Regions from separate parts of the Homo sapiens genome. Here region 1 is linked to region 2. Evidence: chromatin loops called from intact Hi-C (ENCODE). Cell type or tissue: B cell. All regions are shown on one strand. Each heading gives the region's core, and the rest is flanking DNA. Links, peaks and the distances in the headings are about the cores only. Region 1 overlaps SPATA12 (spermatogenesis associated 12). Region 2 has its middle 21 kb from the start of ARHGEF3-AS1.

What was found. A loop is a pair of places that touch in the nucleus more often than their neighbours do. Peaks named below come from ENCODE experiments on the same cell type or tissue, not always from the same donor. Only the 100,000 strongest peaks of a DNase experiment are listed, where the experiment ranks them.
Region 1: a loop joins it to region 2, with 11 times the contacts of the local background. A loop is called at or near these places in 2 of 110 quality-filtered maps.

Annotation. Positions count from the first base shown.
Region 1 is chr3:57,066,310-57,071,683 of GRCh38, reverse strand. All of the region lies in intron 1 of SPATA12 (spermatogenesis associated 12), which reads right to left. It also overlaps a transcript of ARHGEF3 not described here. Among named protein-coding and RNA genes, the nearest start is that of SPATA12, 8.3 kb to the right of the region's middle. RefSeq lists an enhancer at 2,595-2,974. In B cell, for the core only: no CTCF peak of the experiment used is centred there; a DNase peak (open chromatin) is centred at 2,963; H3K4me3 peaks cover 836 bases; H3K27ac peaks cover 286 bases; H3K27me3 peaks cover 1,971 bases.
Region 2 is chr3:56,915,877-56,921,250 of GRCh38, reverse strand. It overlaps a transcript of ARHGEF3 not described here. Among named protein-coding and RNA genes, the nearest start is that of ARHGEF3-AS1, 21 kb to the left of the region's middle. RefSeq lists enhancers at 4,350-4,439, 4,366-4,916, 4,917-5,374 and a silencer at 5,250-5,319. In B cell, for the core only: no CTCF peak of the experiment used is centred there; DNase peaks (open chromatin) are centred at 2,820, 3,380, 4,810 and 5,170; H3K4me3 peaks cover 2,681 bases; H3K27ac peaks cover 2,983 bases.

The sequences.
Region 1 (5,374 bases), core at 88-5,087, 150 kb before region 2:
AGGCATATTTTTTTTTTTTTTTTTGAGATGGAGTTTTGCTCTTTCACCCAGGCTGGAGTATAGTGGCATGATCTCGGCTCACTACAACCTCCACCTTCCGGTTTCAAATGATTCTCCTGCCTCAGCCTCTCAAGTAGCTGGGACTACAGGTGTGCATCATCACACCCAGCTGATTTTTGTATTTTTAGTAGAGACGGGGTTTCACCATGTTGGCCAGGCTGGTCTGGAACTCCTGACCTCATGATCTGCCCACCTTAGCCTCCCAAAGTGCTGGGATTACAGGCATGAGCCACCACGCCCAGCCATATGCCTATATATTCTTATAAGAGTTTTATAGTTTTAGCTCTTAGATTTAGAACTTTGATCTGTTTTGATTTGATGTTTGTATGTGGTGTGAGGTAGGGGTCTAGCTTCATTTTTTGCATATGGAAATCCTGTTGTCCCAGAACCATGTGTTGAAAAGACTCTTCTTCCCCATTAAATTGTTTTGACACTCTTGTCAAAAATCAATTTACTATAAATGTAAGCATTTATTTCTGCATTCTCAATTCTAGTCCATTCATCTATATGTCTATCCTTATGCCAGTATTGCTGTCTATACTGTCTTGACTACTATAGCTTTGTAGTAAGTTTTGAAATCAGGAAGTATGAATCCTCCAACTTTGTCCTTCTTTTTCTTTTTTCTTTCTTTCTTTCTTTTTTTTTTTTTTTTGTGACAGAGTCTTGCTCTGTCACCCAGGCTGAAGTGCAGTGGCATGATCACTGCTCACTGTAGCCTCGACCTCCTGGGCTCAAGCAATCCTCCCACCTCAGCCTCCCAAGTAGCTGGGACTACAGATGTGTGCAACCATACCCAGCTAATTTTTAATTTTTATTTATTTATTTTTGGTAGAGACTGGGTCTGGCTGTGTTACCCAGGCTGGTCTCAAACTCCTGGGCTCAAGTAGTCCTCCCACCTTGGCCTGCCAAAGTGCTGGGATTATAGGTGTTAGCCACTGTGCCCAGCCTGACCTTCTTTTTCTAGATTATTTTGGCTGTTCTGGATCTCCCTATGAATTTTAGGATCAGCTTGTTAGTTTCTGCAAAAAGAGACCTGAGATTTTGACAGGGGTTACATTGACTCTGTAGATCACTTGGGGAGTTTTGCCATCTTAACAATATTAACTGTGGAACCTAAATTCCTTTTTGCTGGTGGCACTGCTCACTCAGCTTCCCTAGTCATTGAGTCTGCTGAGTAGGCACTCTGAGACCCATCCATCAAACTGCACAGACAAAACTCCAGCGATGTAAATGTCTCTTTCCTTTTTGAAGAAAGTAACACAGTATACTGTAGTGTCTAATTTAAGGCTTGGGTAAGACATTTAACTCCTGAATTTGTGAAATGGGAGTGCATCTGGCACCTGGACACACATATGACAGATCTGGCTTTCCTTCATGCTAAGGATGGGATGGAGATCTCTAAGATACTCCCATAACCCCTTGCTTCATGCCTGGAGAAGTGTGGTGGGAACTGGGAGACCCCACAGCCCTGGAGGCACCAGGTGGTGATAGGAGAATTGAAGCCAGGCTCCATTTTATCTTGTTTTATCTGTTGGGCAAAGGGGTACAATTTCATTTGAGGAAAGAGTTCTGCTGCTAAAACAATCTTAGCCCCTCACCCCCAATTCACTCACATCATAGTTTGAAGAATGGAATAAAAATAAAAAGGGAGTAATATCACATATTAAAAGTTTAGTTTAGGCCAGGCGCAGTGGCTCATGCCTGTAATCCCAGCACTTTGGGAGGTTGAAGTGGGAGCATTGCCTCAGGCTAGGAGTTTGAGACCCGCCTGGGCAGCAAAGCGAGACTCTATTTCTATAAAACAATTAAAAATTAGTTGGGTGTGACGGCACATGTCTGTAGTCCCACATACTTGGAAGGCTAAGGTGGGAGGATAGCTTGAGCCCCGTTGTTTGACGCTGCAATGAGCTGTGCTCACACTAATGCACTCCAGCTTGGCGACAGAGCAAGACCCTGTCTCAAAAGAAAAAAAAAAGCTTAGTTTACACCCTGACATGTACTTATGTGTTCCAGATGTAATGCTTTGGCACAGCACAAATACATGATTTTATTTTCAAGAAAGAAATAATAAAAAATGGAGTGCCTATATTTGTATCACTTGGAACCTTGTTTTCTAAACTTAAAGAACAACCTGGGAAACTACATTTGAAACTTCAAATCCATTCATACCTCAACTCATCTGGGGTGAGGAGCTCTCATTTTAAACAAACAATGTGTGTGTGTGTGTGTGTGTGTGTGTGTGTGTGTTTGAGAGACAGAGATTAGAGTTATTTATTGCAGTTGTTTCAAAAAAGCAATTTAAAAAAGCATGAATTTGGACTGTGTTTTTAGTTTGTTTCTGGGAGAAGAGAAACTTACATGCAATAGAATATATGTTTTGAGGTCTTCAAAATCTCAGATCTAGGCCAGGCGTGGTGGCTCACGCCTGTAATCCTAGCACTTTGGGAGGCTGAGGCAAGTGGATCACGAGGTCAGGAGTTCAAGACCAGCCTGGCCAAGATGGTGAAACCCCGTCTCTGCTAAAAATACAAAAATTATCCAGACGTGGTGGTGAGTGCCTGTAATCCCAGTTACTAGAGAGAGGCTGAGGCAGAGAATTGCTTGAACCTGGGAGGCAGAGGTTACGGTGAGCCAAGATCACGTCATAGCACTCCAGCTTGGGTGATACAGCGAGACTCGGTCTCAGAAAAAAAAAAAAAAAAAATCAGATCTTTTGCCTTAGCAGATTCCCTTATTTAAGTTGTTGGAACCGGCAGTTCATAGGGATTTTGTTTCCATCCTTTAGTGAGGGGGGTGTGTGCGTGTGTGTGCACATGGAAAGTTAGGGGAAAAACACAATGATATAACCTAACCCCAAAACAAGGAAGCACGTTACACAGTTGAGGTTTGGCGCTTCAGTTCCTGCCCAGTCTCAGAAGGTACAGCTTGGCTGACCTTGTGTGACCTATCTCTATGACACATCTCCCAAGGGGGTGGGGAGGACTGTTTCTCTCCAGCATGGCTTTAGTTTTATAAAAGCCCTGTGCAGTCTTGCAAACTCAAATGGTTTTCTTAACAAATCACTCACATTTCATGTGTTCTGGGCTGGGCAGGGCCTCGCTAATCCTTGGCCAGCTTTGTGAGTCAGAAATTATTTAAATGATTGCCTGAGTCCTTTTGAGGCGAGAGAATTGGCAAGTTAATTTAGGGAGGTGCAATGACTCTTAAACAGCACTGCAGTGAGTGGCAGCATTGATAAATGTGTTAGAAGCTCTATTTTATTGTGATAATAAATGCTAATGAAGAAAATGAACGTATTACCTTTTAGAGTGAGATAAGAATGATGATGCTACCAAATTTTATTAAGCATTTATTGTGTGGTGGAGTATGGTGGCTTCTCCCATGTTTTTGACTGTGACCTATTGTAAAACATAGACTGCAACCTGGTAACCTGGTGTGTGTGTGTGTGTGTGTGTATGTGTGTGTGCGCGCATATCTGAATTATTTGGTGAAACAATAGTTACCCTATGCGTGTCTAGTGTCCTCTGGGCTCAAGTGATCCTCTTGCCTTGGCCTCCAGAGTAACTGGGACTACAGGTGCATGCCACCACACCGGCTAATTTTTTGTTGTTGTTTGTTTGTTTTTGTTTTTTTTGAGACGGAGTCTTGCTCTGTCGCCCAGGCTGGAGTGCAGTGGTGTGATCTTGGCTCACTGCAAGCTCTGCCTCCCAGGTTCACGCCATTCTCCTACCTCAGCCTTCTGAGTAGCTGGGACCACAGGAGCCCGCCACTTTGCCTGGCTAATTTTTTTGTTTTGTTTTTTTTTTTTAGTAGAGACGGGGTTTCACCGTGTTAGCCAATGGTCTCGATCTCCTGACCTCATGATCCGCCCGCCTCGGCCTCTCAAAGTGCTGGGATTACAGGCATGAGCCACCGTGCCTGGTCTCACGCCGGCTAATTTTTTAAATTTTTTGTAGAGACTGGGTCTCTCTGTATTACCCAGGCTGGTCTCAAACTCCTGGCCTCATGTGATTTTCTGGCCTCAGCCTCCCAGTGTGCTGGGATTACAGGTGTGAGCCACTGCACCCACCCTAAAGTTGCATTTGAAAACAAATATATCTACTATGATAGCTTTGATCAGTATATAGACAAATATTATTATTATTATTATTATTATTATTATTATTATTTTGAGACAGAGTCTTGCTGTCACCCAGGCTGGAGTGCAGTGGCGCAATCTTGGCTCACTATAAGCTCTGCCTCCTGGGTTCACGCCATTCTCCCGCCTCAGCCTCCCGAGTAACTGGGAGTACAGGCGCCCGCCACCACGCCCGGCTAATTTTGTTTTTGTATTTTTAGAAGAGACAGGGTTTCACCGTGTTAGCCAGGATAGTCTCGATCTCCTGACCTTGTGATCCACCCGCCTTGGCCTCCCAAAGTACTGGGATTACAGGCGTGAGCCACCGCGCCTGGCCGACAAATGTTATTCTTTCTGGGTTGCCATATTTTGTGGTTTTTAAAAAATATATTTTTATTCATTTATCTGGTGACTTGAAATTTCATGCAAGTACAGGTCCTTACAGACAATTTCTATTGGAAAATCACTTATTTTGGGTGTGTATTAGGGTTTGGAGAGAAACAGAACCAACAGGATGTGTGTCAATCAATCGCTCATCTATCTATTGAGAGGTTGATTTTTAGGAATTGGCTCATGTGATTGTGGAGGCCAGGTGAGTCAAAAATCAGCAAGGTAGACTGGCAGGCCGGAGACCCAGGGAAGAGTTGCAGTGAGCCCAAAGGCTCTCTGGGTAGAATTCTTCCTGCTCTGGGAGGTCGGTCTTTTTCTATTAAGGCTTATAGCTGATTGGATAAAGCCCACCACATCATGGAGAATAATCTGCTTTACTCTAAGTCCACTGATTTAAATGTTAATCTCATCTAAAAAATACCTTCACAGAAATGTCTAGAATGTTTGACCAAATAGCTGGTTACCATGGTCTAGCCAAGTTGACACATAAAATTAATCATCACAGTGGGTAAAATACTGTTTGAGGTTGTTCAGAAGAAAGGAAAAAGGCAAAAGCCTGGGCGCGGTGGCTCACGCCAATAGTCCCAGCACTTTGGGAGGCCGAGGCGGATGGATCACTTGAGGTCAGGAGTTCAAGACCAGCCTAGCCAACATGGTGAAACCCCGTCTCTACTAAAAATACAAAAATTAAGCCAGGCATGGTGGCGGGTGCCTGCAATCCCAGCTACTTGGGAGGCTGAGGCAGGTGAATCGCTTGAACCTGGGAGGCGGAGGTTGCGGTGAGCCAAGATCATGCCACTGTACCTG
Region 2 (5,374 bases), core at 272-5,271:
GAGATTTTTTCCAACCTTTTTTTTTTTGGTCTTTTTTTTTTTCTTTTTATGGAGAATAGGGTCTCACCATGTTGTCCAGGCAGGTCTTGAACTCCCGGGCTCAAGCCATCCTCATGTCTCTGCCTCCCTAACCACTGGGATTACAGGTGTGAGCCACTGCACTGGCCCATGAGTTTTTTTTTTTTTTTTTTTTTTTGAGATGGAGTCTCGCTCTGTCACCCAGGCTGGAGTGCAGTGGTGCAATCTCGGCTCACTGCAAGCTCCGCCTCCCAGGTTCACATCATTCTCCTGCCTCAGCCTCCTGAGTAGCTGGGACTACAGGTGCCCGCCACCACGCCTGGCTAATTTTTTTTTGTATTTTTAGTAGAGACAGGGTTTCACCACGTTAGCCAGGATGATCTTGATCTCCTGACCTCGTGATCTGCCCGCCTCGGCCTCCCAAAGTGCTGGGATTACAGGCATGAGCCATCGTGCCCGGCCTTGGCCATGAGATTTTTTTACTACCTATTTTTAAATTCAGTTTGTGGAATTTTAAAATTTGAAGTATCAAATGGGGTATGTTTAAAGACCTTGAAATTCCCTTTCCAACTGTAAGATTTTGTGACATTTCTGGCTTGTTAAGTACAAATAAGAAAGACATTAAGGAACCAGGATAAAGTTCAAATGGAAAGAATCATCGTTGCTTGCCAACTTTTAATGAAGAAGTAATTCTGCTAAAATCTAAATATTTTATTTTATGTAAATGAAATTCTCACAACCCTGACGAGTATGTTCCTTATAATATCTTTGGTAAGGAAATTGCTTGGAACTTCTCAACAGAAAATACCCTCAGATATATCGAACAAGAACACAGGAAACATGGTTCTGGTTCTAGTGATACCATGACACTTTTGGTGACACCTTAGTTAGGTCCCAGTTTTGGTGCTAATCTCTTTAGAGCCCAACAAGAGGGGTTGTTACCAGTTTGGTTATTTAACCAGCTGTGGGAAAACAGGGTTCATCTTTGCATCGTAGGCACCCTATAGGTAGTTTCCTGTGTATAAATATATGATTCAACTCTATATACTGAAAGAAAAATACCATACCCTGAAAACCTATGCCCCCAGAATTTTGTAGGTTTTTTTCCCCCTTTTAACATTTCTCTCCAATCTATGTAGAATTTATGTTGGATGAGTATGAAGAAGGGCTTTAAAATGAGGCTTTTCATTCCAAGAGGCAAGTGAATTGTCCCATTGTTAGCGATCCTTCTCTAGTGGTTTGTGCTCTAATATGTCAGATTCTTGAATATCCCAGAGCAGGTTTCTCGCTGTGTCTTCTGAGGGCTGTATGCTTGTAGCAGGAGCTCTGAAGTAAGCTTGCTAGGCCCCACTCCTGACCAACCTCACCACCTCTAGGCCACGTGCCATGGGTAGGCGTACACCACCTTTTTGAGTCTCAGTTTTTTTAAATCTGCAAAAAGAAAGATAATAATAAGGCCTACTTTGGGACTGTTGTGAGGATCACGTGGGAAAATACATGGTAAGTGCTCATATTAAAACATAAAAAATCCTTAGTCGCTGTGGTTTCAGTAATTGTGGCTGTATGATATGTTAATATCCACACACAGGTGCACTTTCATCATGAGTTATCAACATTGGCAGAGGTAAGAGGAATGGACAATGAGAAGTGACATTTCAAGTGTATCTTTCGTATTTGCTAAATGTCCACAGGGCAGGTGGCTAAATGAGTTAATTTCCTTCCATACCATAGCATGCTCTGCAGTAAGAGGTCAAAAATGTGCGTGACAGGGAAAGATGCCCTGGATGTTAAATGAAAAAAGAAGCAAGTGGTAGAACAATGTTATCATTCTATTTTTGAAAAAAATAAGATGTTACACCCAGCAACTCGTGTTTTTAGACAGAAGGAAATGTCTGGAAGGATTACCACCAGAGGGTGCAAACTGGTGGCCCCTGGGCCAAATGTAGCCAGCAACTGTGTTATGTGGCCCATACAGTACTTCTTATGGTGATGAATAGTTGCCAGCATTTACAAATTGAGAGATTTTACATAAAACCCTGAATTTCAGGCTTCTATTGAAAAAATTAGAATGTCTGCTCACCCTGGATGATTAACCCCTTAGGAACCCGAAAAGCTGGAACTGACCTAAGACAAAAACTCTCAGTGGTGCCCCAGTGCCCACCTGGCCTTTTCTTTCAGGTACCTGACCCCTGCTCCTAAATCCTTTTGGGTTTATGAACCTCTGTCTACGTCTGGCTTTTTAACACCAGTGCATCCAGCAAATGGGATCGGGATAGAAAAAAAAGTAGGGCCTTTGGGAAGACTCACTTTTTACTTTATATACTTCTTTGTGGTTTGAATGTGTATACTTCTGTGTGGTTCGAATGTGTGACAGTGATGCTATGTTACTATTAAAATGTAAAAACCAATACATAAACATGTTTGAATACTTAGTAGTATCCTAGATGCCATAGAGAAGACTCCTGTTCCTTTTGATATCCCATTATAAAGCTCAAAATGAACGTGGACCTTGCGGATCAGAGCCTCTTACTATTGAAATTCTCCTCTTGAAGTGCCTTCTTCATGGACCCATTTCAATCCGGGAGTTCTTGCTTCTGGTCAGAGCAAGGGCATCAGAGGAGACGGCCGTGCCCTGTTTTTGCTTCCTTTTTGCAGGCTTGCATCCCTTTCCCCTGCCAGGGCATCTGTTGGCCCTCTCTCTGCCCCTCCCTGCTCCACTGCTACCTGCCCTGGAGCCCCTCAAGTTTCACCTCTTGCACGAAGTGCTGCAGCCCACGGGTTTCAGTTCTTCTTTCCCATTCAGTCAGCAGCCGGAAGTTAGGTTGAATCATTCTAGGATTTGTTCATGTGAATGTTTCCTTCCTCCTCTCCAAAGAAATAAAACGTACAATGCCCTGGTCGTCTCACATTTCCAGTGAATCCTTACTGGGGTGAGGCTGGCCTTGGCTGCTGGGACTCCTTGAAGTGGCTTGTCAGAAAATACTCCAAGAGAGGAATGGCTGGGTGATGGAGCCTCCCGCATTTCCCAGGGCACTGTCTTTCTTCATCGGCTGAATTGTCCCCAAAGCTAGCTAATCTCAAGTTGTTTACAGGCTTGTTCAAATTTAGGACCCTTCCTGTGTAGGAGGCTGGAACAAGACGCCTTAGGAATACCTGCCCTTACCCCTCCACCAGCCACCACTTAACCAGCTTGCTTTGTGGGGAGTCAGGCTTTAGGAAATAGGGAATCCCAAGGACAATCTGAAACCCACCTCTCAGTGGACACTGTCATTTGATCTGACACTCATTACCGAGTGCTTCCAGGTGCTAGCTCCATGGTGACCCAGATGCTTGCCTGAAAGGCGTAAGGCTTTTTACAGTGATTTCACTTCCTCCTTTCTCTAAGCAGGTGTGATTCCCTCACACTTTTTGAAGCAAGACCCAAGCCTGTCAGTTCAGCTTCCAGACCTATTAAAGTACTTGGTGTCTTCCAAAATACCCTGTAGTTCTGCACTGCCTTGCTGTTGAGTTTGCCAGTTCTTTTGCCTAGAACACCCATCAGAACGCTGCCCATGTGTCTCTGGCTCTGAGAACCCTTCTCAGACTTTGTCCCCATGAAAATGCATTTGCCAAGCTCACTTATTTCCTGGACCCCTCAGCACTTTTTGCAAATTTCTGGCAACGTGAATGGAAAGAGCCTGCTTTCTCATAAAAGTCTTGGATTTAATCTCCTTCTGTTAGACCGGAAGCTTGTTGTTCAAATGAACCTGCTGTCTTTGCTGGGTCCCCAGACTTTACTCAGGCTTGAGACAGAGGAAGGCTCTTAAAAATCCGTGCATTTGTAAGAAGGCCCCAGGAAACCCTGGGCTAAATCTTAACAGCTAAAATTTGTAATTAGGAAGATTTTTGCAAGTCAAATACTACCCCATTAGATAACTAAAATAAATAAATAAATAATTGAGAACTACACTGGAGTTATGTCTCCTTGAGTTTGAGACCTTCTGCCAATGTGCAAGGAGGGTGAGAGTGCTGGTTTGTTTGTGGGGAAGGAGTGAGCCAGGCATAGTTTTCAATCTGAAACCTTGTAGTTTCCTATGAGACAAGTCTACCTCACCCAAGAGGTCTGGGTTTTTTATAAGGCAAGGAACTGGAGCAAGATGTTCATTCTGGTGAGATCCCCACTTCATAAAACAAGAAATGTCAGCCATGAATTATTTCCATAATAGCTCTGAGCAGGAAGACCTCTTGTTATCCATGACAAAAGTTGAAAGGGAGGTTTCCAGAAGCAGCTATTTTGAAAGGGCTCTGAAGAGAAGATGCCAGGTTTGCATAAGACAAAAAGAAACGGATGGGTGTGTAGTTGCTTTTGAACCGCGACTCAGTGTGGGCTCTGTATCCCGGACAGGGCTACTGATTCTTGGGTAAAGTTCAAGTAGATCATTGATTCCTCTTTGAAGACCCAAAGCTCTCCTCCCAGTGTCCCTTCTCCTAGTGATGCTTTATTTTCTATTTCACCCCAGTGTTTGGGTCTGCAAAGCTCCAGGCAGCACAGCCGCTGCAGCCGATGGGATGCTTCACATTGCTTTTGGTGGGGACCCAGTGAGCACTGTTTGTCTCTTACAGGCTGGGGATTGTCAGTCAGAAACTGAACTTCTGGTGTACCTTTGAATGCCCAAAGAGTGCTCTGCAAAAGCAGCAGTAGCAGGAGAGGTGGGGAGCTCTTGACTGGTGCGGCTCTCAGCCTCTGACACTTGTAACTGATGGCCCCTGTCACTTCCTGTCATGCAGCCCAAGTGGCGGGGAGGAGTTCCTTCAGGGAAACTATGCTCAGCCCTGTTCAGAGAATCCTGTGCACAGGGCTCCACTGCAGTTAGGAGCCGGTGAGTCCGGGTGGATGAGGTCAGAGCGCCCCATGGTGTGGTGCTGCCTCTTTGTCCGTTCGCAGGTAAGCCCCCTGCTGCTGAGCCTGGGATGGGCCGGCTCTCAACTCCCACCCGAGCCGGGTGGGGTGGTGCCAGGATCTGAGGTGTGGGAGGATGCAGTGTTCTCTTTACCTTCCAAGAAACTGATCAGGGAGCTGCTGTTAAAAGCACCTGGGATGATGGAGCCAGATTCCCGCCTCACTTTCGTATGAATCAGAAGAGCACTGTGTGGCTGTGTTTAAGACCGCAGATGGCTTTGCTTGGTTGCGAGGGTGAGCTGAGTGGCGTGCATAGCTGTCAGGGCCTCCTTTAGCATAAGTGATTGGAGGGGAACAAAGGGAAGGGCTTTTCACGCTCTGCTGTGCAATGCTACTGTTTTAATTTTTGTAAGAGAATGGTTTTAATTAATGGGAAGGAAAAGAGGGAAAAGAAGGATGCATCTGCCTTCTGTTTTG